6 separate regions of the Homo sapiens genome follow, and all the other regions are linked to region 2. A link is a contact called in ENCODE Hi-C or POLR2A ChIA-PET data. All regions are on one chromosome and are shown on one strand. The core of a region is the stretch at or near the end of the contact, and the rest is flanking DNA. Distances in the headings are between cores, read along the strand shown. Region 1 holds the start of RNF7 (ring finger protein 7). Region 2 holds the start of U2SURP (U2 snRNP associated SURP domain containing). Region 3 overlaps ZBTB38 (zinc finger and BTB domain containing 38). Region 4 holds the start of ATP1B3 (ATPase Na+/K+ transporting subunit beta 3). Region 5 overlaps GRK7 (G protein-coupled receptor kinase 7). Region 6 overlaps LOC124909441 (a long non-coding RNA gene).

Evidence for each region. A loop is a pair of places that touch in the nucleus more often than their neighbours do. ChIA-PET counts read pairs that join two places held with the same protein, here RNA polymerase II (POLR2A). Pooled maps may share reads with other maps.
Region 1: a map of B cell shows a loop between it and region 2 (22-fold over the local background). The contact joins the promoter of RNF7 here to the promoter of U2SURP in region 2. A Hi-C loop is called at or near these places in 5 of 168 maps with a recorded cell type or tissue (B cell, CD4-positive, alpha-beta T cell, CD4-positive, alpha-beta memory T cell and 2 more), 6 of 37 single-sample maps with no recorded cell type and 17 of 50 pooled maps. POLR2A ChIA-PET finds 5 or more read pairs at or near these places in 3 of 52 experiments (CD8-positive, alpha-beta memory T cell, activated B cell and activated T-cell).
Region 3: a loop to region 2 is called in a map of prostate gland, with 7 times the contacts of the local background. The contact joins the enhancer-like site here to the promoter of U2SURP in region 2. A Hi-C loop is called at or near these places in 1 of 168 maps with a recorded cell type or tissue (prostate gland). POLR2A ChIA-PET finds 5 or more read pairs at or near these places in 1 of 52 experiments (HepG2).
Region 4: a loop to region 2 is called in a map of CD8-positive, alpha-beta T cell, with 16 times the contacts of the local background. The contact joins the promoter of ATP1B3 here to the promoter of U2SURP in region 2. A Hi-C loop is called at or near these places in 5 of 168 maps with a recorded cell type or tissue (CD4-positive, alpha-beta memory T cell, CD8-positive, alpha-beta T cell, ascending aorta and 1 more), 5 of 37 single-sample maps with no recorded cell type and 18 of 50 pooled maps. POLR2A ChIA-PET finds 5 or more read pairs at or near these places in 1 of 52 experiments (A673).
Region 5: a loop to region 2 is called in a map of CD4-positive, alpha-beta memory T cell, with 11 times the contacts of the local background. The contact joins the enhancer-like site here to the promoter of U2SURP in region 2. A Hi-C loop is called at or near these places in 1 of 168 maps with a recorded cell type or tissue (CD4-positive, alpha-beta memory T cell) and 9 of 50 pooled maps. POLR2A ChIA-PET finds 5 or more read pairs at or near these places in 1 of 52 experiments (CD4-positive, alpha-beta memory T cell).
Region 6: a loop to region 2 is called in a map of B cell, with 17 times the contacts of the local background. The contact joins the enhancer-like site here to the promoter of U2SURP in region 2. A Hi-C loop is called at or near these places in 3 of 168 maps with a recorded cell type or tissue (B cell and CD8-positive, alpha-beta T cell) and 11 of 50 pooled maps. POLR2A ChIA-PET finds 5 or more read pairs at or near these places in 1 of 52 experiments (Panc1).

The regions. Positions count from the first base shown.
Region 1 is chr3:141,735,967-141,740,654 of GRCh38, forward strand. It overlaps RNF7 (ring finger protein 7), which reads left to right and starts at 2,332. Exons shown (of 3, transcript NM_014245.5): 1 at 2,332-2,550. The coding sequence starts at 2,376. RefSeq lists enhancers at 1,875-1,924, 1,965-2,014, 2,125-2,804, 2,365-2,604, 2,805-3,483 and silencers at 2,105-2,364, 2,625-2,804.
Region 2 is chr3:142,998,851-143,003,844 of GRCh38, forward strand. It overlaps U2SURP (U2 snRNP associated SURP domain containing), which reads left to right and starts at 2,720. Exons shown (of 28, transcript NM_001080415.2): 1 at 2,720-2,823. The coding sequence starts at 2,779. PAQR9-AS1 (PAQR9 antisense RNA 1) reads left to right here. Exons shown (of 5, transcript NR_125393.1): 5 at 2,177-2,240. LOC100289361 (a long non-coding RNA gene) reads right to left here and starts at 2,617. Exons shown (of 1, transcript NR_034032.1): 1 at 1,995-2,617. RefSeq lists enhancers at 158-1,158, 2,158-3,157, 2,432-3,081.
Region 3 is chr3:141,430,633-141,435,200 of GRCh38, forward strand. The region is part of intron 5 of ZBTB38 (zinc finger and BTB domain containing 38); the gene reads left to right. Among named protein-coding and RNA genes, the nearest start is that of RASA2, 54 kb to the right of the region's middle. Within about 2 kb of position 1,384, at least 9 of the 41 ENCODE cell types and tissues checked have a DNase peak (open chromatin) inside an H3K27ac peak, as active enhancers do; they include prostate gland, where a contact is called at or near this core.
Region 4 is chr3:141,874,730-141,879,668 of GRCh38, forward strand. ATP1B3 (ATPase Na+/K+ transporting subunit beta 3) reads left to right here and starts at 1,914. Exons shown (of 7, transcript NM_001679.4): 1 at 1,914-2,181. The coding sequence starts at 2,073. RefSeq lists silencers at 809-868, 1,739-1,868, 2,139-2,708.
Region 5 is chr3:141,794,814-141,799,164 of GRCh38, forward strand. All of the region lies in intron 4 of GRK7 (G protein-coupled receptor kinase 7), which reads left to right. Among named protein-coding and RNA genes, the nearest start is that of GRK7, 34 kb to the left of the region's middle. RefSeq lists enhancers at 2,017-2,076, 2,747-2,866. Within about 2 kb of position 2,823, at least 32 of the 41 ENCODE cell types and tissues checked have a DNase peak (open chromatin) inside an H3K27ac peak, as active enhancers do.
Region 6 is chr3:141,308,879-141,313,629 of GRCh38, forward strand. It overlaps LOC124909441 (a long non-coding RNA gene), which reads left to right. Exons shown (of 4, transcript XR_007096119.1): 3 at 2,759-2,878. Among named protein-coding and RNA genes, the nearest start is that of ZBTB38, 57 kb to the right of the region's middle. RefSeq lists an enhancer at 2,762-2,951. Within about 2 kb of position 2,918, at least 29 of the 41 ENCODE cell types and tissues checked have a DNase peak (open chromatin) inside an H3K27ac peak, as active enhancers do; they include B cell, CD8-positive, alpha-beta T cell and Panc1, where a contact is called at or near this core.

The sequences.
Region 1 (4,688 bases), core at 1,082-3,581, 1.3 Mb before region 2:
ATATTTGTTTTGCTGCATTCAAGGCCACCTATAGTTCCTGCCCTTTGGGTGCTCATGATGGCAGACAAGCCCTCATGAAGGTGAACCAAAGGAAGGTAATCACAGGGGACCCGTTGGCCCCACCACGCCTGAACAGCTGCTGCAGCCTGAACTTTCTGCCTCACTCCTGCTTTCCTTTCTCCCCATGCATGCTTGCTTGTTGCACTGAACTCTGGCGCATCACTCATTCCTGTTCTTTTTGTCAGGAGAAAAAGTTCTCCTGACATGCAGTGTGTCAAAACTGTACTCATCTCCTCCACCTGCCTTCCCACTTCCCGCCCCTATGCTCCCTCCTGGCTTCTATTTTAAATTTCATTGCAGCAGACACCTCTCTCCAGATTTCATGCCTCAGCAAGGGCACATACCATTCCTCCAGCGAAACCATTCTTTTCCTTTTCACCATTTCATCCTTTTGACTTTCAAACTTCTCACCAACTGGGTGCGTTTTATCCTCCTCTGGTGCCAGCCTTCCTTCTTTGTTAGATACCTAGCATTTACAGCCATCTCTAGGCAGATGTGTGGTCGTTCAGTAAGAAGAGAACACATGTTTTGTGTGCTCACTCCAATGGGTGTCTGGCTTATAAAGTAGGTGTGGTCCAATTCCTGTCTGCTGCCACCATTGTGCCCTGCTCTGGCCAACAGCTCAGAGAGGTTTGCTCTCTCCACTGGCCCTGAAGACCTCCCATGTTCCCCCAGTTCAAACTTCACCTCTCTCATGAGGCTTTCCCTCACTGCATCCTCTACCTCTCTCATGAGGCTTTCCCTCACTGCATCCTCTACTCTCTCATGAGGCTTTCCCTCACTGCATCCTCTACCTCTCTCATGAGGCTTTCCCTCACTGCATCCTGTACCCTCACAGCCCTTAACACACCACTCAACAAATACGCATTTGCATCTAACCAAATGTGACCCTGTGTCCATATTTATGTTTCTGTATATTAATGCATTCTTGTTTCCCCTGCCAGGCTCCATTAGTCTGGTTAGCTTTTGCCCAGGTATCAGGAAATGAGGGGATGGGGAGAGGCTCAGAATCCAAACTTGACAGAGTAGCTGTCCACCACTAGGTGATGGTGGGGTCAGGCATCTCCTTAGGCTGGCTGTGCTTCTGTTTTCTTTTCAATGGAGATACCGGCTTTCTTGGAAACACATGTGATGGTGGGCTAGCCGTAGAAGCACTACTATAATAACGATGTGATCTTTGTCATTTCACTTCTTCAGACCTCATTAGTCCTACATATAAAAAGAGGAAGTTAAACTAGCTCAAATGTACTGAGCAGAAGGAATGGAGACTGTGCAGCTGAGGGAGCGGGGCCTGAAAAATAAGTGTGGGTTGTGTCGCCACACACCGGGACTCCTGGGATCCCGACCTCTTTTAGCGGTCAAAAGAGGGCAAACTAGTTGCCTAACAATATTTAGAGCTATTTCTCTCTTTTCACTCTCATTCTACGAGTGTACACCGGAGTTTCTAGCAACTACATGGTATGTGAAGTCATCCCTCTAATGATAACCTGTAATGAGGTTACTACTGTGATTTTTAATGAATACATTTTAAAATGTTTTAATTTCTTCAAAAGCAAACATTAATCTCTACATATGTGTGTATACATATACAGGAAATGTATGTATATATGAATATACATATATTCATTGTATATGTGTATATATATTCATACATAATATGTGTGTGTGTATATATATATATATTTACACATTTCCTACATAAATAAAAGTTCTTTAAGGTCCTAATAATTTTTAAGTGAAAAGGAGTCCTGGGACCAAAAAGTTTTGAGAATCACTGAACCAGATTTCTAGATCTTTAAGATCATTTATTCACTCAACAAATAATTGTGCCTCCTGTGGCCAGGCATTTTGCAGATACGGAGGATAATGTGGTGATAGCAACATGTTTCCTGCTCTGATAGAGTTTTACATTTGGGAGGGAAGAGACAAACGAATAAATTAACAAGATAATTTCTGAGAGCAGTAGGTTTAATGAAGCCGTAAAGCAGGACACATATCCCTGCACAATCTGTGCGCCTGCTCAGACGTAACACCCCGCAGCGCAGCAGGCAGATTCAGCGGCGTCGCCCCATAAGGGCCCGAGCCCTCTCAGTTGGCCTAGGACGGCGAGGGCGGGGCCTGCCCGCCCCCCTGGCGCTGGCGTCAGGTGACGTCACTGTGCCGCGCCAGCCAATCGTGGGCAGCCGGGGTCTAGGCACCACGGTGGCTGGCGGCCTGCGGGCGGCGCTGTGGCCCGTCGGGCGGCTCCACAGAGCCGCCCTAGCCTTCCGCCTTCCCCAAGCCAACGTCTCCGCCGTCGGCTCCGCGGCGCCGCCATGGCCGACGTGGAAGACGGAGAGGAAACCTGCGCCCTGGCCTCTCACTCCGGGAGCTCAGGCTCCAAGTCGGGAGGCGACAAGATGTTCTCCCTCAAGAAGTGGAACGCGGTGGCCATGTGGAGCTGGGACGTGGAGTGCGATACGTGCGCCATCTGCAGGGTCCAGGTGATGGGTAAGCGCTGCACGCGAGTCCAGGGCCGCCCTGCGGCCTCCGGGAGCCGACCTCGGGGTTGGGAAGGGACGGGCGTCCGTCAGAAGCCTCGGAAAGTGCCCTGCCTGGGAGAGTGGGTGGAGGTCGCCCTGCCCCGGCGCCGGAGGAACGCGGAGCCACGCTCCTGCTGCGGCTCCTGAGGGCTGCGGCCGCCGCCTGGGGCTGCGGGGTTGTGCAACAGGCGCCCTGCGCCGGGTGGTTGGTGTTCTAGGGAGAGAGACGGGCAATAAACGGAGTTAAACAAGGTAATTTCAGGTAGTGATGGGTGTGACCAAGAAAGTAAAACCGGGTGATTGTTGGGAACTAGCAGGAAACACTTCGGTTTGTGTGTCCAGCCCCAGCCCCACCTCTAAAAGCTCAACACAAGGTGGTCAGGGTAAAGGCCGTGATTCAGCAGTGAACTTTAATAGTCTTGGTCACCACCAAAGTGATGCTCCAGAGTCATCTTCCACAAAACGACACCCTTAGTTCTCCTCGAGGGACGCAGGAAAGTGTTCATAGCCATTGCATTTCCGGATTAGCTTACCGCCGCTCTTCGAATGGCTTTTAAATCTGGATTGATTTAAGACGGGTCAGATAGCACTAGCGTGGCTTGAAGGGAACAGTGTGGTTCAAGAATATCTAAGTTTCATGGAAGCTGAAGAATTGTAAGCCCTTTTTTCAGAAACGTAAAACTTCACCTCCATCACACCCCCCTCTCCATATTGGATGCCATTTCCTGGAGAAGATACTGTGCTGCTCTGAGTCATGCCTTTGTGGAGAACCCTCTTACAAATATGTCTTCTTTCTGTGATATTTTGAGTTAAAATATTAGACCAAGTGAAACTTTTCAGAACAGCTTAATCTTGTTATATTTTATATGGTTCTAAGAACTCAGACCACTTTGAAAAGCAGGTGCTATTTAAATGCAAGTTGTATTTTCAGATAGGGCATTTAAAATTACTATGAGACCCTCTTCAGTGGAATTCTTTATTGAGGGTAGTTAAAGAAAACGGACATTTCTATCGTTTGAAAACTGTGACTTGTCTTGAAAAATGAGAGAATTGGAGAACATACAGAGAATTGCTCACCTTAAGGGGGGTGAGACTGTAAACATACCAGAATCAAGAGATTTCGCAGTTTATGCTCTTTTGTCTTTTATTCCTAAGGGCTTGTTTCAAAGAGGATTTACAACAATTGGATTCAGATATTTTTATCTTTCTCTTTTGAAAGACCTTGATATTAGACATGACCCACTTATTTTACATGGATCACTTGAGCCCAGGAGTTTGAGACCAGCCTAGGCAACATCGCAGGACCCTGTCTGTACAATTAAAAATTAAAATAAAAAGCTGACCAGGCATGGTGGCCTCCAGCTACTCTGGAGGCTGAGGTGGGAGGATCCCTTGAGCCCAGGAGGTCGAGGCTACAGTGAGCCTTGTTCCTGCCACTGCCACTGCCACTATACTCCAGCTTGGGTGACAGAATGAGACCCTGTCTCAGCAACAAACAAACAAAACATATGAGGCTTTAAAAGTATCTAGTTTATTTGCCAGCAATACAGCTGCCCCTACCCCCACTTAGGAATCATAATTTCTAGTTTGGGAAGCATTTTTAACTGATCCAGGAGACTCTTTTTTTTTTTTTTTAAGACAAGTTTCGCTAAACATTTTATCTCCTAAATAAATTTCCTTTAGTTTAAAGGAAACTAAGCTTTCACTTAGTTCCTTTCCAGTTTAAAAATAATGTTCCCAAAGGGTATTTTCAAAAGATTTGTCTCCCAAAAAGCTATTTCCTCCCCAAAGGAAAAACATTTAAAGAGTAAGTGGAAATGTATAACCTGAAATAATGATTGAAACTTTGCAACAAATAAACTTTACTGAGAGATTTTAATGTAGGTCAAAGTATAGACTATAAATGACACATTTCATCATAAACTTTCTAATTATAGCAAGTATTCTGCTACTACAGGATCAGTCTTGCATATTTACAACAGCTGTACTTTGGGTTCAGGAAATTATTCTAGGCTAGACCTTTGTATTTTGTTTATGAGGTGTTAAAACCCACTTAGAGGTCAGGTGACAGCAGAAGGAAATTTTTTTTCCAGACTTCCTAGTCCT
Region 2 (4,994 bases), core at 1,470-3,969:
GATTTTTAAATATTTTTTTGTAGAAATAAGGTTTTGCCATGTTGCCCAGGCTGGTCTCGAACTCATGGGTTCAAGCCATCTGCCTGCCTTGATCTGCCCGCCTTGGCCTCCCAAAGTGCTAGGAGTACAAGCCTGAGCCACTGTGCCTGGCAATGATTTTGAATTTTTAAAAGCGTACTTAACCCTTAATAAAGGCCCGTATTATTTCTAGTCACATCATATTTGTCTGACTTGCTTTGGGGCTTACAATATAAAAAAGAAGAGAGGAAAGAAGTCTGCATTCTTTTGTTTTTGACTCTTCAGGAGTATTTAGTAAAAATTATTTTTAAAATAAGTAGGACTTTGGGGATTTGACTGAAAAGCTACACATATTCACTTTCTAGTGACAAAATCAGCCTGTGGCATTGTCAGAACACCACAAGGCATACCCAGTCCCACTTCTCCTCTTCATCTCAGCTGATGATTTCACTTTCTAATCCTATAAACAGTTAAGATCTAGGCTGGGCGCGGTGGCTCACGCCTGTAATCCCAGCACTTTGGGAGGCCGAGGTGGGTGGATCACGAGGTCAGGAGATGGAGACCATCCTGATTAACATGGTGAAACCCCGTCTCTACTGAAAATACAAAAAATTACCCGAGCGTGGTGGCGGGCGCCTATAGTCCCAGCTACTCGGGAGGCTGTGGCAGGAGAATGGCATGAACCCAGGAGGCGGAGCTTGCAGTGAGCCGAGATCACGCCACTGCACTCCAGCCTAGGCGACAGAGCGAGACGTCTCAAAACAAACAAAACAAAACAAAACCCTGTTAAGATCTAGTGTGCTGAGCTCTTCAAAGTGGTAAAGTATAGGTTCCTTGGAAACAGAAGGGTCTCTGATTTAGGATTGGTGGGGAGGGAGGACTGTAAGCCTTCCTGGAGGAAGGGACATCTTCACCCAGAGTAGAATTGGATTAGACTTCAATGAGAGGGCAGGGCAAGGTTGAGGGAAGAGGCCCAGAACTGAAAAAGTATGACAGAATCCAGCAGTAGAAGTAAATTGAATTGGGTTGGAGGGTGCAAGTCATTCTAATTTCATGTGTAGCACTTGTCACTTTCAGATCATTTCTTGTTTACTGTCTGTTCTTCTACCCTCATACCCTCACAGAGAATAGGAGGCCTGGCCTGCTGATTCCTTAGTGGCTGGCATATATGTCTGTTAATCTTTCTTGAGAGCCAGCCTTGTGTCAGATCCTGTTCTAAGTGCTTCCCTCGCTCCCCACCCCCGCCATTCAACAAAATTCTACTTCTTCAGAGCTGGTTCAAATGCTTTCTTCTCTATGACCACCCCCCCCCCTGCCCCGCCCCGTCTCTTTTCCTCACTCCTACTCTCAGAATTAATTACTTCTTTCAGAGGTCCCTCAGCTATTGATCCTTCCTTGCAGCATCAATTTAATTATGCATAGTGTCAGTTTGCGGTTTCCTTGTCTCCTCCATTTCTCATTAAGTTTTAAATCATATGAAGACAGTGCATGTTTGTCTGTCTCTGTAAGCCCTACAACACTTTGGGCAGGCTTTTACACACAAAACGGGGCTCAAAAATATTTTGAATAAATGATTTAGGGAGAGGTCCACAAACGCCCTCCACTCCCACCCTAGTCCTCAGAGCAATACTTTAAAATAAAAATCTGACCATTTCAACCTTGTTAAAGGCCGATCTTCATTCTGAGAACAGAATTCTAACTCCTAAGCACGATGGTGACCTCAGGGCGCTGTGTGAACCTGCACCCGCACCCCTGTCCAACCACGTCCCTCCCCACACCTGGTCTAATAAAACGACTGCTTTAGGTGACCTGCACGATCGGCTGTACTGATTCATGCCACAGGCTTTTACCTCAATTACTCCCTCTGTCTGGAATGTCCTTTCTTTCCTTGCCTGGCCTGATTCGGGCATGGCCTTCTCAAGCAAGCTTTCCGTCTTTGAATCTAGGCCCTGATTAAGAACTTTTTAAAAAAGTACTAAGTTCAGAAAAGTTTAATATGGTGTTCCCCCATTTATGTGATTAAAAATGAAAACAATACTAAAGTGTAAAATGTAATCTTTAAAATGTCACACAACTTTACATGCATGCTAGATTTAGAATACCATCTGTATTTACGATTTTCTCTTATTGACTGTCTCCACGCGCACCCACTCTGCAGACGCCCTAAAGAGTGTCTATCGGATCACCCTCAAGTTGGGTCAAACGGCTCCTCTTCTCGGCTTTTCGGGAGCAACCCTATCTCAACATTCACCATCTTAAGATGAGCAGACTGCAAGTTTGCCTCTCCCACCAGTATGGGAGCTGCCGAAGCGGCAAGAACAGCGTTTCCGTCCATCGAGCGCCAGGTCACCAGTCAGCTCCAGTCCTATTTTGAGTTGAAGTAAAAGCTCCTCCCTAGATGGCCAGTGCACGTCTTTAAAAAGCGACTCCTTTCCCACAAAGGAAATACGACTGGTTCGCATCTATCAAGGGTTGGCGTTGGGATAAGAGGGTGAAGTATCAGCTGGCCCTGATTCTCTGAATTCCCGGACCCAATAACGCGACCAAGCACCGTGACTCCCAGGAAAACTAGCGGAGTGAGCGCGGCTGAGGAAATTACTGACACCGGAAGTCACGTGAGCGGCTGCCCCTAAGGTCGCTATCTCGACAGTCGACTATTCAGCCTTGCAGGCGCCTCTGGCGGGCTTCACTGAGATCCGCTCTTTCGGTGCTCGACTCGCCCGTGCTGCTGCCGCCGCCGAAGGAGGGGCAAAGCTCAAGATGGCGGACAAAACGCCAGGCGGATCTCAGAAGGCCAGTTCAAAGGTAATTTCTGACAAAATTTCGTAAGTCAGCGGATCTACCACTGTCGTTTGGGGCCCACAGACGCTTCTGGCCTGTGAGAGGCGATTGGGATTGGGGTCTGCATTCTAGTCGCGACGGTAGGCCCGGGCGCCGCCGCACCGTTGTGCGCAGGTTGAGAGGCCTGGTATCTCCCCATAGTCCCAGCCGGGATTCAGCTCGAGACTGGCGTGCCCAGTGGGTGGAGGCGTGAGTGCTTCGGCCCGCGCTTGGCATTGGAGTGAAATCAGGAATTCAGATTGAGGTCTGAAGCAGTGAAAACGCTCTCCTGTATCTCAGCTTCCTGCGCCCTGAGGCCGCCAGACAGCGCCTGGGAGAGAGGCGGGAATCGCTTCCCGGTGCTTAAATGTCTGCTGCTTTTTTCTCGGTTTTGGATCTCACTCACTTCCGGCCTCCCTCAGTTTCCCTCCAAGGAATGAATAACCTCTAGGGTCGCCAGCTGTGAGGGGAGGACCACTAGGGCAAAGACACGGAGTGGGAAATGCAGAGGCGGGAGCAGCTCTCCTTTGCAGTGCTGCATAGCCAAGGTTAATGTACAGTCTACACGTGGTCTTTACCTTAACGGGAAGTAAAAAGCACTTTTGAGGGTAGAGGACTCGTGGTCTCTTTCTTTATGTTGAAGAAACAGTGAAAAGAGAAGCTCCGTAGACTTGTAAGCTACATACGATTAGTAAATTGCATTTGTGTTTACAGGGAACCCTGGGCACGTATTGTGAAACCAGTGAGCTGTGGTAGTAGTTAAGCATTAGTACGGTTGGGTTCTTAGTTGCCATCTTGGGCGGGACATTTAATCGTTTTTTGGTTTGGGTTTCTGGTCTCGAATATATTAAAAGTAATTGGTACTGCCACGAGGTAGTTAAACTTTCCGATGCTGATGCAAGAAGCTGTGTAACACTTTCAGGTGCTAGGGACTGTTAAATCTTAAAGAGTGTGTGACTGTAAATCGGCTATTAGAAAGTTAAATTTACGGTAGGAGAGAAGCTTGCGTTTACAGTTCTGAGAAACATCATAACTCGTTTTCTACTTGCTTTCTCTAATCCGACTGTTTATGCCATTTGGTGAACGATGTACACCAAAATAATTAATTCATAATTAGTAATGGTCTTAACAGACATCGTTTAGTTACATAGAAACTTTGGTGAGGGGCCAGTTTCGGCTTCTTTACAAGGTATTGTGTCAGTTTTTTTTCCCCCTCCTCAGTACATTTTCTCGTCTCCCTCTCTTTGGGGGCGAGCTCTACCAACTCTTCTCAACAGACTCCTGACAAGAACATACCGTTAGGGAGCTATTACTAAAGCTAGCTACGTTCATAACAAGTCGTGCATAAGCCTCACAATTTTTGTTTCTTCTCAAAGTAATATTTTAAGTATTCCCTACTTGAGGTCTTGGATACATTGAAAACATTTCAATGTCTGTGTTCAGGCTTCCTTCTAAAATAGTGCTTCTCATGACTGAATGTATGGCTGTTCTCAATAAATAAATTATTGGATTATCCAGTAATCTTTTCTGTTTATATTGCCTTAGATTATAATCTCTTGATGCTATTAGCAGATTTCTTACTGATGTCTGTGAAAGGAATCAGAATATCTTAACTAATTTGGAGGCTGCATAATGTAGTGGGAAGATTATGAATTTTGTTAACAAGAGATTTGGGTTCAAATCCTGACTTGGTAATTAATTATATTTGCGATAATAAGGCAGATTGCTTAAACTCTGGAGCCTCAATTCCCTCATTTGTAATGTAGATATAATTCTTTTTTTACATGGTTGATATAAGGATCAAATGAGATAATGTCTATGAAGTACATAATAAATCTTAATTTCTTTCCCCTCTTTTTGTTTTTAGAGGAAATCAAAAGTTCTTAGCTTTCAAAATGTCAGGATAAATTTTAATCCTGTGATTTGGAATCTAAGTCATCAGCTGTCATAATGACTGCCCAGATAGCTGCTTTTTATTTATTTTATTTCTTTTTTTTTTTTTTTTTTTTTTTTGTGAAAGAGTTTCGCTCTGTCGCCCAGGCTGGAGTGCTGGAGTGCAGTGGCACAATCTCGGCTCATTGCAACCTCCGCCTCCCGGGTTCAAGTGATTCTCCTGCCTCAGCCTCCCTAGTAGCTGGGACTACAGGCGCCCGCCA
Region 3 (4,568 bases), core at 134-2,633, 1.6 Mb before region 2:
AACCCAGGGTGCAGAGGGGCAGGGAGTGGGGAGCGGCAGTGCAGTGGGGGAGGCGGATTTAGATTTAACACCAGAGCAGCAGCTGGTGCCTCGTCCATTTTAGGACAACTCATTCTTGTGATTAGCTGGAGGTTCACTCTTCTTCAGAAGCCAGAATGTAAACGGCTCTTCCCTGTGCCGTCCCCCAGAGGTAGCAATCAACTGAGAGGTACAGAGCCACCTTCCATTCAATCAGCCAGCCCTTTGGGTTCACAAGGAAATGACGGTTGGCTTTTGAAACCAATTCTTGATAAGCTCACCCCTAAAATGAAAATTTTCAGGGAACAGGAACCCTGTCCTGGGGAACTCTGGGACACATCATTCCCCACAGCATTCAGATTAAAAATACCTTCTATTAATACATTTTGGGGCCAGGCACGGTGGCTCACACCTGTAATCCCAACACTTTGGGAGGCCGAGGCAGGAGGATCATCTGAGGTCAGGAGCTTGAGACCAGCCTGACCAACATGGTGAAACCCCGTCTCTACTAAAAATACAAAAATTAGCCGGGCATGGTGGCAGGTGCCTGTAATCCCAGCTACTCCGGAGGCTGAGGCAGGAGAATCGCTTGAACCCAGGATGTGGAGATTGCAGTGAGTCGAGATTGTGCCATTGCACTCCAGCCTGGGGGACAAGAGCGAGACTTCGTCTCAAAAAAAAAAAAAAAAAAATATATATATATATTTGGGGGGGACTCTGAGTGTCAGTGGAATTTGGGTAAAACAAGAAATAGAGACACGGCACTCAAAAGGCTTCAGAGAGATTCTCTAAGCCTGTTTGCCAGATTTCTTAAGCAAGCAGGTGCCCAGGCAAGCTTGATCCTGAGATGAACCCAAGGCACACGAGCTACCCTGAAACACTGCTGCATTTCAAAAAGAAAAAAGAAACCCAGGACCTTTTCCCCCTTTCATCTTTCCAAACAAGCAACCTAAAATATTTAACTGGGCCCATTGCATCATTCATGAATCTGACAGTACTCGTTCTCACAATCCTATGTGCACGCAACTGCAAGTCCAGGGCCCTAATGTTTACCTTTTCCAGATAATAGGTGAGGTTGTCCAAGCTGGCCTCCCTCTCTGCTGAGTGCACTCCAGCAGCTTCCCGATGTTGGCCTTTAGAACAGCCTGAATTTCAGTTAAAAAATAAGCTTCCCCTGTCACACGATGCCTTCTTGAATCTGATAGCTTAAGTGCAGTAAAATCTGATAAATGTAGCTTTTCTGTGCCCGTTTCAGGCCACATTTAGAAGGCAACATCAACAGGATTTTCCTTTTCCTAGACACAGCTCAACTCCATAAAGGACTTCTGTTTTGTAATCTGTTTTCGAGATCTGATGCGTGTGTTTCTAACACCCCGTCACGTGAGGAGGTCTGACGTAGTCACCCAACATGACTTTGAGAAAATATACTGTAAAGATGTGTGTGGGATGGTACAGCCAGCTCACTGAAGCAAAATATCCTTTGTCGGAAAACTTTCCGCAGGGAATAACAGACCTGCGCAGTAGATTTCACTTTGATATGGCCCCTGTGCTGGCCCAGTATGGACTGCAGGTTTGACTTTTGCAGGATTCCAGGTCAGTATCCTAATACAGTGCGTTCTTTTTTTAGTTAGGTTTTATTTCTACGTTTCTTTTTATAGAAGACAACTTGCCATAGATGGAGGAGAAAGTTGCTCTGTCGATTCTGTTGTTATTATGTACGTTAGGAGCTGCGTGGCCAAGGGCTGGCAAGAGGGCTCTTGGCCTTTTCCTCTGATTAGAAGATTAAAAAAAATGGGGTTCAGTCTGGCCCTGGAGAGTGGCTTTGAATAAGTGACTTGTAGTTCTCACTAAGAATGTGGACTGAAAAGGTTTACTTAACTCTCCTCTCTGTAATGTCTTAGAGCTTTACTAATAAAAATATACCAGATTTTACTAACAAGCCCTATAAAGATCTGCATAATAGGTGCATTAGTTAACAATTTAAAGAGATTTTTCAAGATTCGTTTTGCATTGTAAGAATTAGAGTTTATATGGAAACTATCATTTTAAGTTTTCTTCTGTGCATTTCAGTAAGATCGCCTTAACTAATTGAAGGGAGAGAAGATTTAATTAAGCTGGAAATACTGGGAAGTAGTTAAAGTCAGATTATTGCCAAGAATTGTTTCCCTTATTTTCAAATTCATTCCCAGAATGAGTGAACCAATACTTAAAAGCAATATCCAGGATAGATTACTGTGATCAAGCTAACCTTTGAGACTTGGAAGGCAAGGATGCAAGCAATGATAGATTGATTGTATAAACAAATTGTAGGTAGCAACCTCAAAGAACAATTTTCACCTGTGTATAGTGTGGACCGGACTGTTGGTCCGCCTGGTTTTTCAGCCATGTTCAAACTCAAGAAATAGTCATTGCCTCAAACTTGGAAAATTAAGGACAGGTATGGAGAGTATGCATATCTGCATGACTGTGGGTGTGTCTATGTTTCTGTATTCCTTGGCCTCCATCTGTCTCCTGAGGATTTCTGCTTTGTGTTTCATCACATTTTTATTCACTGTCTCTTTAGTCCTTTTAGGCTTATATATATTTATTTTATTGAGTAAAATAATTTTTAAATAATTTCTTAGAAAAATTATTTAATTAAGATTTTTAATTAAAATTGTTTTGACTTTTGTTTTGTTTTTTTTTGTTTTTTTTGGTTAGCACAGCAGTTCTCAAACTTTTTGGTCCCTAGACTCCCTTACACTCTTACAGTCATTGGGTATGCAAAGAGCTTTTGTTTATCTGAGTTCTTTCTGTCAATATTTACCATATTCAACATTTTAAATGAGAATGTAAAGAACTATTAGATTGATGCAAAAGTAATTGCAGTTTTTGCCACTACTTTTAATTGCACCTACCTAATATTTATTAACTGATGGAAAATGACTGTGATAAATCCAACTGAATAATAAAATAACATTTTATTAAAAGTAACTATTTTTTAAAACAAAAAAATAATGAGAGGACTAGTACTGTTTTACATGTTTGCAAATATTTTAAAGTCTGGCTTGATAGAAAGACAGCTAGATTTTCATCTCTGCTCCTGCCTTCAGCCGTGGTATGCTGTTTTAGTTGAAGTATATAAAGCAAATCCAGCTTCTCACAAATAGGTAGTTGGAAAGGGAAGGAATTTTTTAATAGCCTTTTCAGCTAATTATGGATATTCTTTGATACTATACCAAAACTTGACAAGTGATAATCTCCTAAAAGTGTGTTTTTATTAGTAAATCTTTAAGAGATTGCAGAGAGAACTGTGAAGCAATCCTACATTCTTAGAACTCGAAGGCACTTTCTCAAGGCCGCTCTCTAGGGCCAGTTCCCCTCTGCTCACTCTCAACATCACCAACAACGGATTGTCATGCCTACAGGTGCAGGGAGTACAAAGATGAATCAGATTGTCCCTGTACTCAAGGAGCTCATAGGGAAGATATAAATGTGAACAAATGCATGATACCGTACATTGTAATGATGGGAAACCAAAAACTAGAAATTCCAGAGGAACAAGGCTATGCAGATAAGACATCAACTGAGACAAGAACAAATGAGGATTGCCAGGTAGGGGAACTAGGGACTGGGAGAGAAGGATAATCTTAAGAGGAAAAACAGTTTCTCTCCTAAGGCTTTATTCAGGCAGAATGTAGAAGTCTTCCAAAGTTATAAGAAAAGGGACCTATGACGAGGGAGAGTGTGTGCTGTGTGTGCACTGGGGGGGCGGGGGGAGTATGGTTGTAGGGAGTGGGGAGGCTAGGATGGAGAAGGGGACTTCTGCTTTTTACCTTAATGCATATCTGTGCTGTTTCAGTCTTTGACCATGAGCATAGATTCATTTTCTTTTTCTAAACCTAGGAAATTCTAAAAAGCAAGTGAAGAAAGTTCATTTCAGTCATCAAAAGTATCTAAAGTGCCTCTATTTACATTATATGTATGTGTTTTTATTATATAAGGCTGAAGCATAGCAGGAGACAAAAACAGAAAATTCCAAATATGCTAATTTACTAGAATTTCCCAGTGGCATTTATATAAAGTCTAATTATAAAATATGTTTATCAGATATTTATATAATTCTTAAAAGTACTTTACATATTCGTACAATATACTTTATGTAAATAAACACAAATGTCCTTATAAGTATAATATATAATTTTATATTTAATTTATATAGGCTGGCTGTGGTGGCTCAGGCCTGTAATCCAAGCACTTTGGGAGGCCAAGGTGGGAGGGTCACTTGAGCCCAGGATTTGAGACCAGCCTGGGCAACATAGTGGGACCCCGTCTCTAATAAAAAATTTAGAAATTATCCAAGGATGGTGGCACATGTCTGTTGTCCCAGCTACTGTTGAGGGATGGGGGAAAGCTGAGGTGGAAGGATCACTCAAACCCAGGAGTTCAAGGCTGTGATGAGCCATGACAGCACCACTGCTGTCCGACAGCACTCCAGCCTGGGTGGCAGAGCAAGACCCTGTCTCAAAGAAGAAAAAAGATAATAAAAGTAAAATAATTTATATAGAGAT
Region 4 (4,939 bases), core at 664-3,163, 1.1 Mb before region 2:
ACCTGTAGTTATATTTGTAATGAGTTGAAAATAGTTAACTACTTCCATTCTTTTTTTTTTTTTTTTTTTTTTTTTTTTTTTTTTTTGAGACGGAGTCTTGCTCTGTCGCCCAGGCTGGAGTACAGTGGCGGGATCTCGGCTCACTGCAAGCTCCGCTTCCTGGGTTCACCCCATTCTCCTGCCTCAGCCTCCCGAGCAGCCGGGACTACAGGCGCCCGCTACCACGCCCGGCTAATTTTTTTGTATTTTTAGTAGAGACGGGGTTTCACCGCGTTAGCCAGGATGGTCTCGATCCTGACCTCCTGATCCGCCTGCCTCGGCCTCCCAAAGTGCTGGGATTATAGGCGTGAGCCACCGCGCCCGGCAGGTAACATTCTTTAGTTCTTTCAATCTTGCCTATGATTTAAAGAAGTGCATTCCAGTCTGCTTGCATGGTGCTTTGCTATTTCTAATACTCATTTCATGCCAAACTCTCCAACATGCTTCTACAAATCTTTTGGTGTCATTAGCTCAAAACGTAAATGGATTTTGGTTATTTTCAATGTCATAATTATAAATTTAGCTTTTTTAAGCGTGAAAAAAGCACTTTATAGGAATATATTTTACCACTTTTCCATTTGTGGGAGGTATAATTCATTATTTCTTGCTTTGGTAAGAAAAGTGAGGAAAAAGGAAAATTCATCCATTTGCAGGCTGTTTAAACTTCCAGACAGATTATAATTCATCACTCCAAACAATAAGATGGCTATTACATTTCTCCATAATTTTTATTTGCTAATAAAACGGAGGCAGAGCTTTTTTCTAAAAATAAATAAATAAACAACAACAACAACAACCTCCCCCACCCCGCACCTTCTGTGCAAATTCCTATAAAGTCTTTTATCCTGTCGCTGAGTCTGAGGGCACCCCCCCTCCCGTACTCGTCAGCTCCATCTCGCGGAGGAAAACGCTACCGGCACCCTCAGCTCCGCCCAAGGGCCGCGATCTCTACAGGGGAGATGAAAAGCCGGCGACACTACACAGGCGTGGACCCTCCAACGAGTGTTCCTTTCCTGTGGGTTAAGAGTAGGAGCGTCTGGGCAAAAGCTGGGAGCTTTCAGTTGCCAGGACCCTTGGGAAAGCACGTATTTAGATTTCATTGATAAATTCAACTGAATCCCGAGAAAAATTATACTCCATTCACTGGCATATTTAGAACGGAATTCCCATTGACCCGAGGCTCCCGGTTGAACCCTTCAAGGGAGCCAAGCGAGGACGTTCTCAGAACAGCAGTGCACCGTGTACATTGTGGGAGCCCCGCGCGATCCCCCGCAGAGCGTCCTGTAGGAACGTCACAGAGCCCAGAGAGCGTCCTGTAGGAACGTCACAGAGCCCAGAGAGCGTCCTGTAGGAACGTCACAGAGCCCAGAGAGCGTCCTGTAGGAACGTCACAGAGCCCAGAGAACGCCTGGGGACGGTCGGGGAGGCAGTTCGGGGAGGGGACGATTAAGTTCCCTCAGAGAGGAAGCCGCGGGCCGACTGGAGTCGTTTTCGTGCTCTCCGCACCCGCCCGCCGCGGGTAGCATCTTCTCAGCGCCCCGGCGCCCAGGAACGCCCAGGAAACCCAGTCCTCCTCCTAAGCAACCTGCGGCGCGGGGACGCCCGCCTTTTGCTATTATTATAAACGTGCGTGCGACTAAACCTTCGGATTTTTAGACTTTCTTCTCGCTTCCTCTGACCCAGGCTGAGGGAGCCCCCGAGGCTACTGCGGGGCGGGGCCGGGGCGGGGTGGGGCGCCCTCGCCGCCTCAGGCAGCGCCCCGGCCGCTGGCGGGAGGCGGCAGCGGCGCGGGCCGAGCGGCGCGGGGATTGGCTGCGGCGGGCGGAGACGTCAGGCTCCCGCGGCCCAAGCGGCCGCCCGGCGCGGCGCGGCGCAGTCGGCTCGAGTACTCCCCGTAACGAGGAGGTGTTCTCGGCCGTCCCACCCTTCACTGCCGTCTCCGGGCTGCGCCGCCGGAGCCGGGACGCGCCTCCGCAGCCCTCGCCGCCTCCATCCCCGCGGCCGCAGCTCCTCTCGCCGTCCGCGCGCACACCATGACGAAGAACGAGAAGAAGTCCCTCAACCAGAGCCTGGCCGAGTGGAAGCTCTTCATCTACAACCCGACCACCGGAGAATTCCTGGGGCGCACCGCCAAGAGCTGGGGTGAGCGGGCAGCAGCTGGGCGTCCGGGGCCGGCCTCGGTCCCGGGGGCGCCGGGCGCGGTCTGGTGGGAACGGAAAGGCGGGAGGCGGCTCCCAGCGCCGGGGCTCCCGACCGCCCGACCCTAACCCGGGCGGCGGCGGCGCAGTGCGGCCCCATTCATTGCTCCCCGGGCCGGCCGGACTGGCCGCAGCTCGCTCCCGAAGCAGCGGGGCCCGCGGGCAGCCCGGCCGGGCCGCGCTGGTTCCTCCCTCCCTGCTGGGAGCGGGGCGCACGTGCTGCCCGGGCCTCCCGCCCGGCGCGGCGCCGGAAGCCGGGGACCCCTGCCCGAAGCCGGGCCCCGAGAGTGCAGGAGCCGAGCCCCCGGGCCTCCTTTGTACGGAGCGCTCCGGCCCGAGAGGCCCTGGCGGAGGCGCCCGGCCCGCTGAGCGGTTCGGAGAAGCCAGACCCTGCCCCACTCCAGGGGAGAGGAAATTTCCACTCCCGCCGCTATCTTGTGACTCGTCCACGCTGCCACCCCGACCGGTCGGAAGAGTGCGACTGAGTGTTAAGTGTGGGTGTGGGTTGCTTAAACGTGTAGCGGTGAGTTAATCACAGAAGTACATTGTACAAGAAAATGCACTTGAATTTGGACAGTGAAAAGGCCCTTAAAAAGGTTGGTTCCTCCCGGATTCCTTTTTAATTACAGAGGTTTTCTTCCTTACAAATTTGCTTCTTTGGGGAAAGTAAATCCTGTCTGAACAACACAGGTTTTTTTTTTTTTTCCCGTGTCTTCAAAACAGGAGAGTGATGGTTGTATGTTAGCAGATTTTTTCTATGCGTGAGCTCTTTGTTTTAATATATTTAAACCATCTACCGTGTAGAGTAGCTTTAGGATGCCTTTTTTTCCTAAAATTGTATCAATCTCTGAATGCAGGCTAGAGCTTTTTTTTTTTTTTGCCTTTATACTTAAGTAAACTAATTTTACCTTTTTAAATCCTTTTGAAACATTTTGTTAGTGGGTCTTGAAAGACCATTTCTTTCTGAGTGGGAATAAATCTCGAGAGCTTAGAACTATTTGGGCACAACATTTTTAGGATAAGCATGGAGAAATAAGCTGTGACTCAGAAAATAAACTGTTGGTGCAGACTGAAATGGACTCCTTCAGGGTGAAAAGGCGACTTGAAGTCTTATCACAAGCTGAAAGGGGCCTTGGAGGATTTTTAGCCCAACCCCCACTTTAGAGATGAGAAAAATGAGACCCAGAGAGGTTGTGATTTTTGCCTTGTGTAAAATTACATATGCCACAAAGCCAAGAAAAGAACCCAGTTCTCCTTTAATCCTAGTCCAGCGGTTGTATTATTTTACAGATGCCTTGCCTAACTGCATGGTAATCACTCATGATTTTTATTTAAATTGCTGTTTTCTTTTGGGAACCCACTAGTGTGATGAAGAAATAAATCTTGCATCCAGACTTACATGGGAACAAAAGATGAACATTTATAAAGCTTAATTGCTTGTTTCTAGAGTGTACTAACTTTTTGCTGAAGAAATTTTTGAGTGGTGGAGAGAGATTAATTTTGATAGGCTACCTTCCTCCCTTTCTCCCTTCCCCAGTGCTTCCTCATTTCCAGAACGGAGTAACTCCACTTTGTGTTAGAATGACATTTCTTACTGCAGATAGTGCTCTTCAACCTTTGTATTGTATGACCTAGGGTAGAGATTTTATTTTATTGAGTCAATGCATTTAAATAGATAACATGCACAAATAAATAGAGAGCAATGTGTAAGGACTGTAAAACTAGTACAAGTGAAGTTGGGATTCATTTTGGAAGGATTAAGTCAATCTCTTCAAAATCGATAAGTATTACTCTTATCAGTAAATTTTTTGTTTATTGTAATAATAGTAAGTCAGTGAAGAATGGCATATATAGGTGAAAATTAACCATAATCCTGTCCCAATGTAAGGGTATCCCTCTAAGGATATGTGAGGGAGTCGTGAGAGGAGGCCGAAATCCATATTCAGCTTGCCAGGCTGTGTATCCTAGACCATGGTTGGGTCTGCCTAGAGAAGGGGCACCTTGTTCTAATTCTTGCAAAGGCAGGATCAGTTTGGAGAGCTCTGTGCCTCTGGGGATATGTCTGCCAGGAAGGATTCTTTTTTTAATTCTCTTGAAGGGACTGTATGGGCTTGCTGCCAGATGTCATCATACCTCAGAGATACTATTAACATTCTGGTATATATGTTACTGAATTGTGTATAACATTTTTTTTAAAACAAAAGGATCATAAAGTGTTGTTTTATATTCTGAGTATATTGTGGGCATCTTTCCATGTTACTAAAGATTTTTAGACAGGTTTCCCTATATTCACCCTTTTCATGTACATTTTTGCACATTTATTTCCTTGGTATATATTTATACCGATGGGATTTCTAGGCCATTCATATGTACTTTTTACATTTTGAAAACTTGTTTTCATGTGCTTTCCAGGAAGTTTCTAACAATTTATACTCCCAACGGTATGTAGTGGTGTCTCATACCTTCATCAGCACTGAGGCTATTTTTACCTGTGTTATCTCTTTTAAAACCTTACATTTTTGGGGCCGGGCGCGGTGGCTCACACCTGTAATCCCAGCACTTTGGGAGGCTGAGGTGGGTGGATCACTTGAGGGCAGGAGTTCAAGACCAGCCTGGCCAACATGGTGAAACCCTGTCTCTACTAAAAATGAAAAAAAAAAAAATTAGCCGGGTGTGGTGGCACCTGCCTGTAATCACAGCTA
Region 5 (4,351 bases), core at 1,573-4,072, 1.2 Mb before region 2:
TACGGGGTTAAGGGAGATGGGGTGTCAAGAATGATTTGTTAGATAAGGCTGTGTCACAAGCACAGACTTAGACCCTGAGTACTAAACAGGGAACCAGGCAAACAAAGACCCTGAATACTAAACAGGGAACCAGGCAAACAAATGCCTGCCTTCATGAAGTTCCAGGAGAGGAAAGGGATGGACAAGGACATGGGCAGTGATAATACGGTGTGATCAGGGTTGTCTGAGCTGGGTACATAGGAAGGGCACCCAGCCCAACATGAGGACCTGGAGTCACAGGGTCAGGAAGGGCTTCCAAGGGGAAGGGACAACCAAGCTAAGACTTAAAAGACATGAAGCCAGACAGGTAAAGAGGAAGGAGCATGCGCTAGGTAAAGGGATCAGCAGAGCTCAATAGTCCTCAATGGCGGGTGATTGTGCCAAACTTCCTGGGGATACTTGGCAATGTCTGGAGACAGTTTTGGTTGTCATGACTGGGGAACTGCTACCAGCATCTAGTGGGTAGAGGCAGGGATACTGCCAAACATCTTACAATGAATAGCACAGCCCCCAACACAAAGCATATTCAGCCCACAACATCCACAGTGCCACACTTGAAAACCCTGGCATAAAGGCCTCGCAGCACAAGGCCTGAGGCTCAGTCGCAGAACAGAGTGGCTTTGCAGCTGGCTGCAGTGTGGAGTCATGAGGTGGGAGGGGTGACTAACGATACAACTAGAGAGTTTAGCAGACACCAGGCCCTAGGGGCTGGAGGAGTTGCACAAGGGGAGTTTGAACCTATTGGCAAGGGTGCTGGGGAACCGATGAAAGGTTTTTAGCAGGGAAGTGACAAAATCAATCTTGGGGCCAGGTGTGGTGGCTAATGCCTGTAATCTCAGCATTTTGGGAGGCCAAGGCACAAGGATTACTTGAGCCTAGCAGATGGAGACCAGCCTGGGCAACAAAGCGAGACTCTGCTCTATGTTAAAAAAAAAAAATAGCCTTGGAATTACATCAAAGAGAAGGAGTTAGAATGAGCACAGAAAGGCTGGGAGGGAAGCAGAGGACTCAGGGAACTGTGGGCTTGCACATTGTCTAATGGAGTCACGGGAATAAGGAGAGGCTGGGCCAGGGGGTCTGCAGGATGCGGCAGGAGGGGGCTGTCATGTGACATGATACAGTTCAGGGACCTAATGGTTGCCGTGTCATCTAATCTAATATAGACACATGTTAGAAGCTCAGAGCATTCATTTAGATCATGCGCAGCTGATGAAATATAGTCCTGCAGGTCAAGGAGAAAGGAGCTTGAGCATTTGAATCCTGGTTCTGCCACTTACTCTGGCTGCTGTGTACAGATGTGCAGGCTGACTCCCTGCATGGGAGAGTGGGGGCTGACGTCACATGGGAGGCTGGTTTGCTCCACGCACCAAGACATTTGGAGTGCCTTCTAATTGGCACAAATGTACTCATGGGTTGGCCACAGCCCTGCACATGATCTTACACAAGTCAGACTGCTTCTCTGAGCCTGCTTAATACTGCCTGCCTTTAGCGTTGATGAGAAGATTAAGAAACAAAGTAGATAAATGCCTAGCCGAGGGTCAGCCACTTGGTAGGCACTCAAGAAATGATTGTACAAGAAGCTCCAGACCTTCAGTCACAATCCCCGCTGTTGCAATTGTTTCTGCCTCACCTGACAGGCACTGTAGTTGCTCAGGTGACCTCTGCAGCTGTGCTTTGTTCTCTGCGAGGCACAGGGAGCCAGCGGGACCCCAAGGCTGCAGCAGTGGGCAGTGGGTGAGCAGCTTGCATCTGGGTTGAGCCAAGCAGACACTCACAGTTGTCTTGCTTCCTCACAGCTGTGTGGGGTTTCATTTGTGGTTTTCTTCTGAGCATCTTAGAGGCACCGTGGAAAGTATGCCTCAGCCTGCTGCCAGAGAGATTCATAGCACATGAAACCACTGAAGAACACGCTCAAGTGAAAGAACGGGAACTATTGATCTCTGACCATGTGCCAGGCCCTGCCTTTCAGTCTGATGGAGTCTTGTGTAGCTGTCCTGCCTGAGACAACCAGAACCCAGGCATGGTAACAACAGCCGCTAATACATACTGTGGTAGCAGGCCTGCTGTGCGCCAGGTTTTGGGTCGACACCCAATCTGTTTTATCGTTTTAATCTTCGTCACAGTCCCATAAGGCAAGAACTGTTGAGGCTCAGAGGGGTTGAGTAAGCGGCTGTGGGTGACCGGCTTATAACTGGTAGAGCTGGGATCTGAACTACAGCAAACCAACGCCAGTGTGGGAGCCATTTCACCCCAGACTCTATGCCTGCAAAAAGTGTTATTGTGACGACCCCTCTTTTGGGCTCCCTGTGTGGGCTCTGTGAAATGGGTGTCCTTCCAGGGGTGTCAGGGAGAGCAGGAAGCCGCCTCTGATGGGATGCGCCCTCCCCGCCCAGGAAGTGGCGGCAGAAAGCGAGCCCTGAGAAGCCAGGGGCAGGAGCGGCCTCCGCGCGACACTGCGGCGCTCCTGATTCTGCGGCCTGGGGCCGAGCATGCGGGGCGGGCGGAGCCTCGAGCTAAGTCCCCTGGGGTCCCAGGGCCGCATTCCTCCGAGGTCTGCAAAGGCCACTGCTTAAAGGCGCAGAGGAGCAGCTGGGAACGAGAACAAAGCGGCCAGGCCCCCCTCGGAGGAAGGAAGGAGAGAGCCCCAGGAAACAGCTGATAGCGCTAAGCTCAGCTTGTTTTTTTCCTCTGCTCAACAGTTCTCCTGCCACGGCAAACAAAACATGTACATTCTGATTCCCTCTTCTGTTTGGATTGTGCTGTCGACTGGATCTGGTTTGTGATGAGCTGGGGGAAGAGGCATCCGCGGGCGATTTCTGGCTCGGCGTGCCAGTGTGCTTTTGCTGGGCCGCGCCGGGATCGCGGAGCTTCCTCTCCGGCTCCTTTCTCCCCGTCTGCGTCGCTAATCCAGCCTGGCCCGGCCACCCCAAGGGAAGACACGGCCGTTTCTTTTGATAGTGGAATTGGAGGTTGCCAAGTTTTCAGATTTAATGGGAGGTGGAGGGTTGCTCGTGTCCTTGACCTTGAAGGACCTGCGCACACTCATACTTTTTCATGGACTTGTAAAACTGTTAAGAGGTGAACTGTGCCCTCTCAGCTCCACCAGAAGCCCCTCCATGTTCTCTGCACTGCGAAGGTCACAGTCTGGTTCCTGGTTGTCCAGAGCCACACTGGGACTCTGTCCAGGGCCAGCCTGGGCCCTGCCAGTTCGGTTCAGAGTGACAGCTACAGGGTCAATGGAAGAGGCCAGCACCCAACAGCAAGAACAATGTAGGGGGTATCTGGACGGGCTTGGGATCTTAATCACACCTTAAGGTGTCTACCTTCCCCAATGTCTGGACACCTGTTGGTGACAGGTGGCCCTGATGGGACTAAGCTTGAGATTACTGTACTAGAAGGACTTCCCGCTGCCCCTGAGGGGATGGGGGAGGGGCACTGGCACTGCCAGGCGTGCTAAACCCCGTGAGGTCTGTTGTTCGATGTCGCCCAATGCTGGGTATACTTGGTTTTTGCCTGACCAGGTGTTGACTGTGTGGGTCTGGAAAGGGCACCATAAAACCCAAAGTAAAATAAGGTAAAACCCAGAAAAGGATAAAACACATACACACACACACACCCACACACCCCTCCACTAAGAGGTGCTGATACTCGGGCAATCCCTACAGCCCTGGGCATGGCGGTTCTGGTCACATGCACTGAAGGAGACGGTTCTGATGCTGCTGAGACAGAGGCGCAGGGCCCTGTGTAACTGCAGGAGTTAAACCCAGCTGTAAGAGGTCAGCGTGGTTGGACCTGCTCCACGCTGCTTGGCGCGTTCTCTCCTCCCACCCTACTCTGAGGAGGCAGTTCACATGCAGAAGACAAATGGCATAAAGGGCAGGCAATTAATTTTTTCAGCTGGAGGCTGCAATGGAATGTGGGTGCTTAAAGTCTGGCGTGCGCCTCTAATTCCATTCTCCTCAGTGAAATACCTCCGCTCTTCAAGGAGGTGGTGCCCTTCAAAGCTCCATGGCTGACATTTTCTGTCTTTAGGACCAAGAGGTGAATTTAGTCCTGAAAATTATTTGGAATGAATCTAAGGCCTTCCTGCACGCTGTCTCATGCTCTTTCCACTACACCAGGGGGTCTACAGTGCTGTAAAGATGGCAGGCCAATTCTTTACTTATTTCCTTGGGGAGGTGGTTGCAGAGCATGGCCCAGGGTCTGGTCCCATCTCCCAGAACCCTCTGCTGTGTGGAGCAGCCGAGCCAGCCTGAAACAGGCAAAAAATGGAGAATTCACTGGGATAAGGGGAAGGGAAACATCTTTAGCA
Region 6 (4,751 bases), core at 1,668-4,167, 1.7 Mb before region 2:
ACACGCTCTGTGTCCAGATGGCCTCACCCCAGCTGCCCTTTTGTCCCACTGATGAGCCAGGTGTTTAGCATTTTAAACAACTAGCACTCTGATTGACAGACTGACCATTAAATTGACTTTCTGACTGATGGATCCTGATGGACCACTGTCTATCTGAAAAGTTAATCCTGAGTAATTGACTGGCTGGTTGGCTGATTAAATATCTAAACACACAAATCACTTGATTGACCTAATGGATTTCTTTTTTTGTTGCTTTTTGGTTTTTTGTTTTTGAGGCGGAGTCTCGCACTGTTGCCCAGGCTGGAGTGCAGTGGCGTGATCTCCGCTCACTGCAAGCTCTGCCCCCCGGGTTCATGCCATTCTCCTGCCTCGGCCTCCTAAGTAGCTGGGACTACAGGCGCCCGCCACCATATATATATATATATATATATATATACATATAGTATTTTTAGTAGAGACGGGGTTTCACTGTGTTAGCCAGGCTTGTCTCAATCTCCTGACCTCGTGATCTGCCCGCCTCGGCCTCCCAAAGTGCTGGGATTACAGGCATGAGCCACCACACCTGGCCACCTACTGGATTTCTTACTGATGTACTAACTGTAGGTAACTAAACATCTGACAAGCTTAAACTGACTACATAACTGACTCTTTAACCAGCTGAATGACTGACTGCCCAGTGGAGGACCAACAATAACTGATGTCTGGCTCCATAACTAAGGGTTACAGATGGATGGGAGAAGAGGCTGCCCCTTCCTCACACTCCAACTCCTATGGGGATTGAGACCCTATTCTTCTCCCCCTCTTGAGCCACTTGAAGACTGCAGAAAGGGTGTTATGGTCAGAATATTGGTGATCTCCCCAAATTCATATATTGGAACCTAATACCCAATGTGATAGTATTAAGAGATGGGACCTTTGGGGAAGTGATTAATTCATGAAGGCTCTGCCTCAGGAATGGGCTTAGTGGCCTTATAAAAGGAGTTGGAATTGAAGGGAGCTAACTTGGCCCTTTGGCCCTTCCACCATGTGAGGACACAGCTACAAGGCACCATCTTTTTTTTTTTTTTTGAGACAGTCTCGCTCTGTCGCCCAGGCTGGAGTGCAGTGGCTTGATCTCGGCTCACTATAAGCTCTGCCTCCCGGGTTCATGCCATTCTTCTGCCTCAGCCTCCCAAGTAGCTGGGACCACAGGCACCTGCCACCATGCCCGGCCAATTTTTTTTTTTATTTTTAGTAGAGACAGGGTTTCACCGTGCTAGCCAGGATGGTCTCGATCTCCTGACCTCGTGATCCGTCTGCCTTGGCCTCCCAAAGTGCTGGGATTACAGGCGTGAGCCACCGCGCCCAGCCCCAAGCATCATCTTTGAAGCAGAGAGTAAGCCTTCACCAGTCCAGTCCTTGATCTTGGACTTCCTTGCCTCCAAAACTGTAAACAATATATTTCTGTTACTTATAAATTACCTAGTCTAAGGTATTTTGTTAGAGCAGCCTGAATGAGCTAAGACAGAGGGCAATCAGGAAACTGATGTTCTGATCTTCTGGTGAGGTTCTTAACCAGGGCCCGACATATGGGTTTCAATTTTGCTTTCAAAACAGTGTGGATGTAAAGATGTGTGTTTATCCAGGAAGAGGGTTCACAACTTTCTTTGGATTCTCAACAGAATTCAGCACACACGAAATATTATGTTCAGAGCTACTGCTCTGGGAATAAGAACCTCAGCAAACACATTTCAGATAAGCAAAGCCCTTGTCTGAATTCAAGCCCATTTCTATCTCCCTCCCATCAAGCCAGAGTGGCAGAAGATGACTAGGAAGAGTCAGAGGACCTTAGAGGAGGTGGATGTAGCCAAGAGAAAGGATAAAGGCTGAGCTGTTTGAAGTTTCCAGAGAGGACTGAGGAAGTCAACCTGGGTCCTTCTTGTGTGGAGGTCACACTTCGCCCAAGATAGCAGAGGCCGTTTAAACTGAGATGGATATATTTACCCTTTGTTTGATGCCAGGAGTATGTGATCATGAATTGTTATGTGGCTGTGTGTACTACATACCGGTGTGTTCACAAGGGTAGGTATAACTGAGCTGTGTGCATAAGTGAACGAGTGGCCTTTGGGTTTAGTGTGAGCATCTGAATGGTTTGGTGAAGGGATGTGCACGTGCATCTTTAACCATTTACCCATCAAGCCTCTCATTAAGTTAAGACAGGTTACGGAAAAGAATTCCACTAGGTGAGAGTATCTGCAGACAGGCCTACAGCCCACACCAGAAAACTGGGAATCCTCAACTCGCCCCACTCCCTGATCCCTCATCATCCACTGAATCCATGCTGCCACTCCCACCATCAGCCCCCATCAACTCTCCCTGGGCTGCTGCTCAGCCTTCAATGGCCTCCCCCAAAACCCTTCTGAATGAACTGCAGCAATAGTGATGACGGTAAAATGACTTTTGGGTCACAGCGCGTCTCCCCTGAAGCGAACAACGGCTTTCCATTGTCGGAGGATACTGCCCATCTCCTCAGTCTGACTCGAGGGCTCTTTCAAGGTCGACTCTGGGGTAGTGAGGTCCCCGGCTTTGGGCGCGTCTCCCCTCAGTCGGCTCGTATCCCACACCCCTTCCCCCTTGGATGCCTCGTTCTCTGGGGCCCTTTGGCGCTGCCCCTGCGTCCCCATCATGGAAACTACCACCTGCTGCCTAACTGCCAGACGCAAAAGTGCCCAAGCCTGTCTCTCACGTTCCACCCCATAAACCTTCCCCACCCGACCAGAAGCCAGAGAGACCACAGGTCGAAGCAGGACCACGCAAGGACGCGCACGCCTCTTTCCCACGCCGCAGAGCGATAGAACCCGCAACAGGAAAACGGAAAGGCCGTGCGCCGGAAGAACAGGTAGGGACTACGACTCCCAGAAGCCTCTTGACAAGGACTACATTTCCCAGAAAGCTCCGCGCGGTTCCCACCCCGGAACTGCCTCTGCTTTCGAAAGCGGAAGGCGGGCCAACCGGGCAGGGAACAGGGTTTCTGAAGGGATAGACCGGTGGGCGGTGTCGCCGGGTGTCTACCTCCAGGGGTCGTTCGTGAGCCAGAGAAACCCGGACTTAGGAAGGAAGGGGCCTGGCCACAGCCCTTCCGCTGTTGGCTGTGCATTGCCCTTATTCCCAGCTCATTCTCTGTCGTTGAGTCGAGCAAGGAGGGTCAGACAGAACCAGGTCCACCACGTTTGTGTCTTTCCGCCAGGTGAGACTTTTACTGATGCTATTCCAGTCATAAAAGCCAGGAGCTACATGGAGTTCCCAAGGAGGCAATTCCCCTAACACTACCCGCTCACTCGCTCACTCCGTAGTCAGAGCCATAGGCACACAGGCTTCAGCCACTACACCAAGTCAGTATTGCAAAGCATACAAAATAGTCTACTTAGTCAACATGTTAAATGTTGTAGATTAAATATTCCACATCAAGCAGGGTAACATTTAACATCAAGAGCAAAGGAGATAGATAGGAAAAGGGGTTAACAAACTAGTCCCAGGAGAGACAAGGTGTCCTGGCCTCAATGTCTTGCAAGGAAGAGTCTTTGATGTGGGCAAAGCCTTAGGCAGCAGATGCCGGGTGTTTATCATGGGCGACAGCAAGATAGGGTCTGTTAAGACGGCCATTTAGAGCTAGAGAAGTCCTGCTCTTTTTATGGCCACGGGGGTCTTCTGGTGACGACTGATAGTGAAGGAGTGTGCCTGTTTATGCCCGTATTTGGTTGGATACACTCTTTTTTGGTTAGGCGAACATCGGGACTCTGTTGGCATGATGCCTTTTGAAACGTAAAGTGGAGTCTTTTGCTAAGATGGAGTTACTTATGTCAAGGGTGTTCTATACACTCCCTCTGCCTGCTCTGGCTTTGCCTGTGGCCAGTACTTGCTCTCTGCCCACCTCTTGGTGTCTCTAGGGGGTAGAGGCTGGTGGCTAGATGGTCTGTCCCTCGCCCTTATCTCCAGTCCTGCATTGCTTATCTGCCGCTTGGAGGCGGTGACCATCTTGACTCTAAGAGCCAAACCCACAGAGCCCTACATGTGAGTTCCACAGCTCTTCTACTTCTGGCTGTGGCTGTCGGAGGAGGGGCTTCAGGCGGTGGAGACAGGCGTGGACAGTAGCTGGGGGGTGGCGGGGAGATCTGTGGCTCCTGATCTGCCACCTCTGTTCCCAAGAAGATAATTTTCCTGTGGCCTGGGCTCATCCAGCTTATCTTCTCAAATGCCTGAGTTCTGTAGGTGGCCGGCCTTCTTCCTCACTTCCTCCACTCCCAGCCTTATCCCTCAGACCCTAGCAATGGGCCCCATGGCATATTTTCACCTTTCCCCTTTAGAGCCACTTAGAGGACCTGTCGAGAAATAGACGTAACTGGATGAACTAAAACAAGGATGAGGCAGAAACAACTTTCCATAAGACATGTCCACCAGTGTGCCATGTCAGTTTACCGTAACCATGGCTACACCCGGGAGTTCCCGCCTCTTTCCATGGCAATGACCCGATGACGCAGAAGTTACTCCCCTTTTCCTAGAAAATTCTGCATAAACCAACACTTAATCTGCATGCAATTAAAAATAGGTATAAATATGACCATAGAACTGCCCTGAGCAGCTACTCTCTGCCTATGGGGTAGTCCTGCTCTGCAGGATCAGTCATGGAGCTGTAACACTGCCACTTCAATCAAGCTGTTTTCGGCTACCCTGCCACCAGCTAGCCCTTGAATTCTTTACTGGGCAAAGCCAAG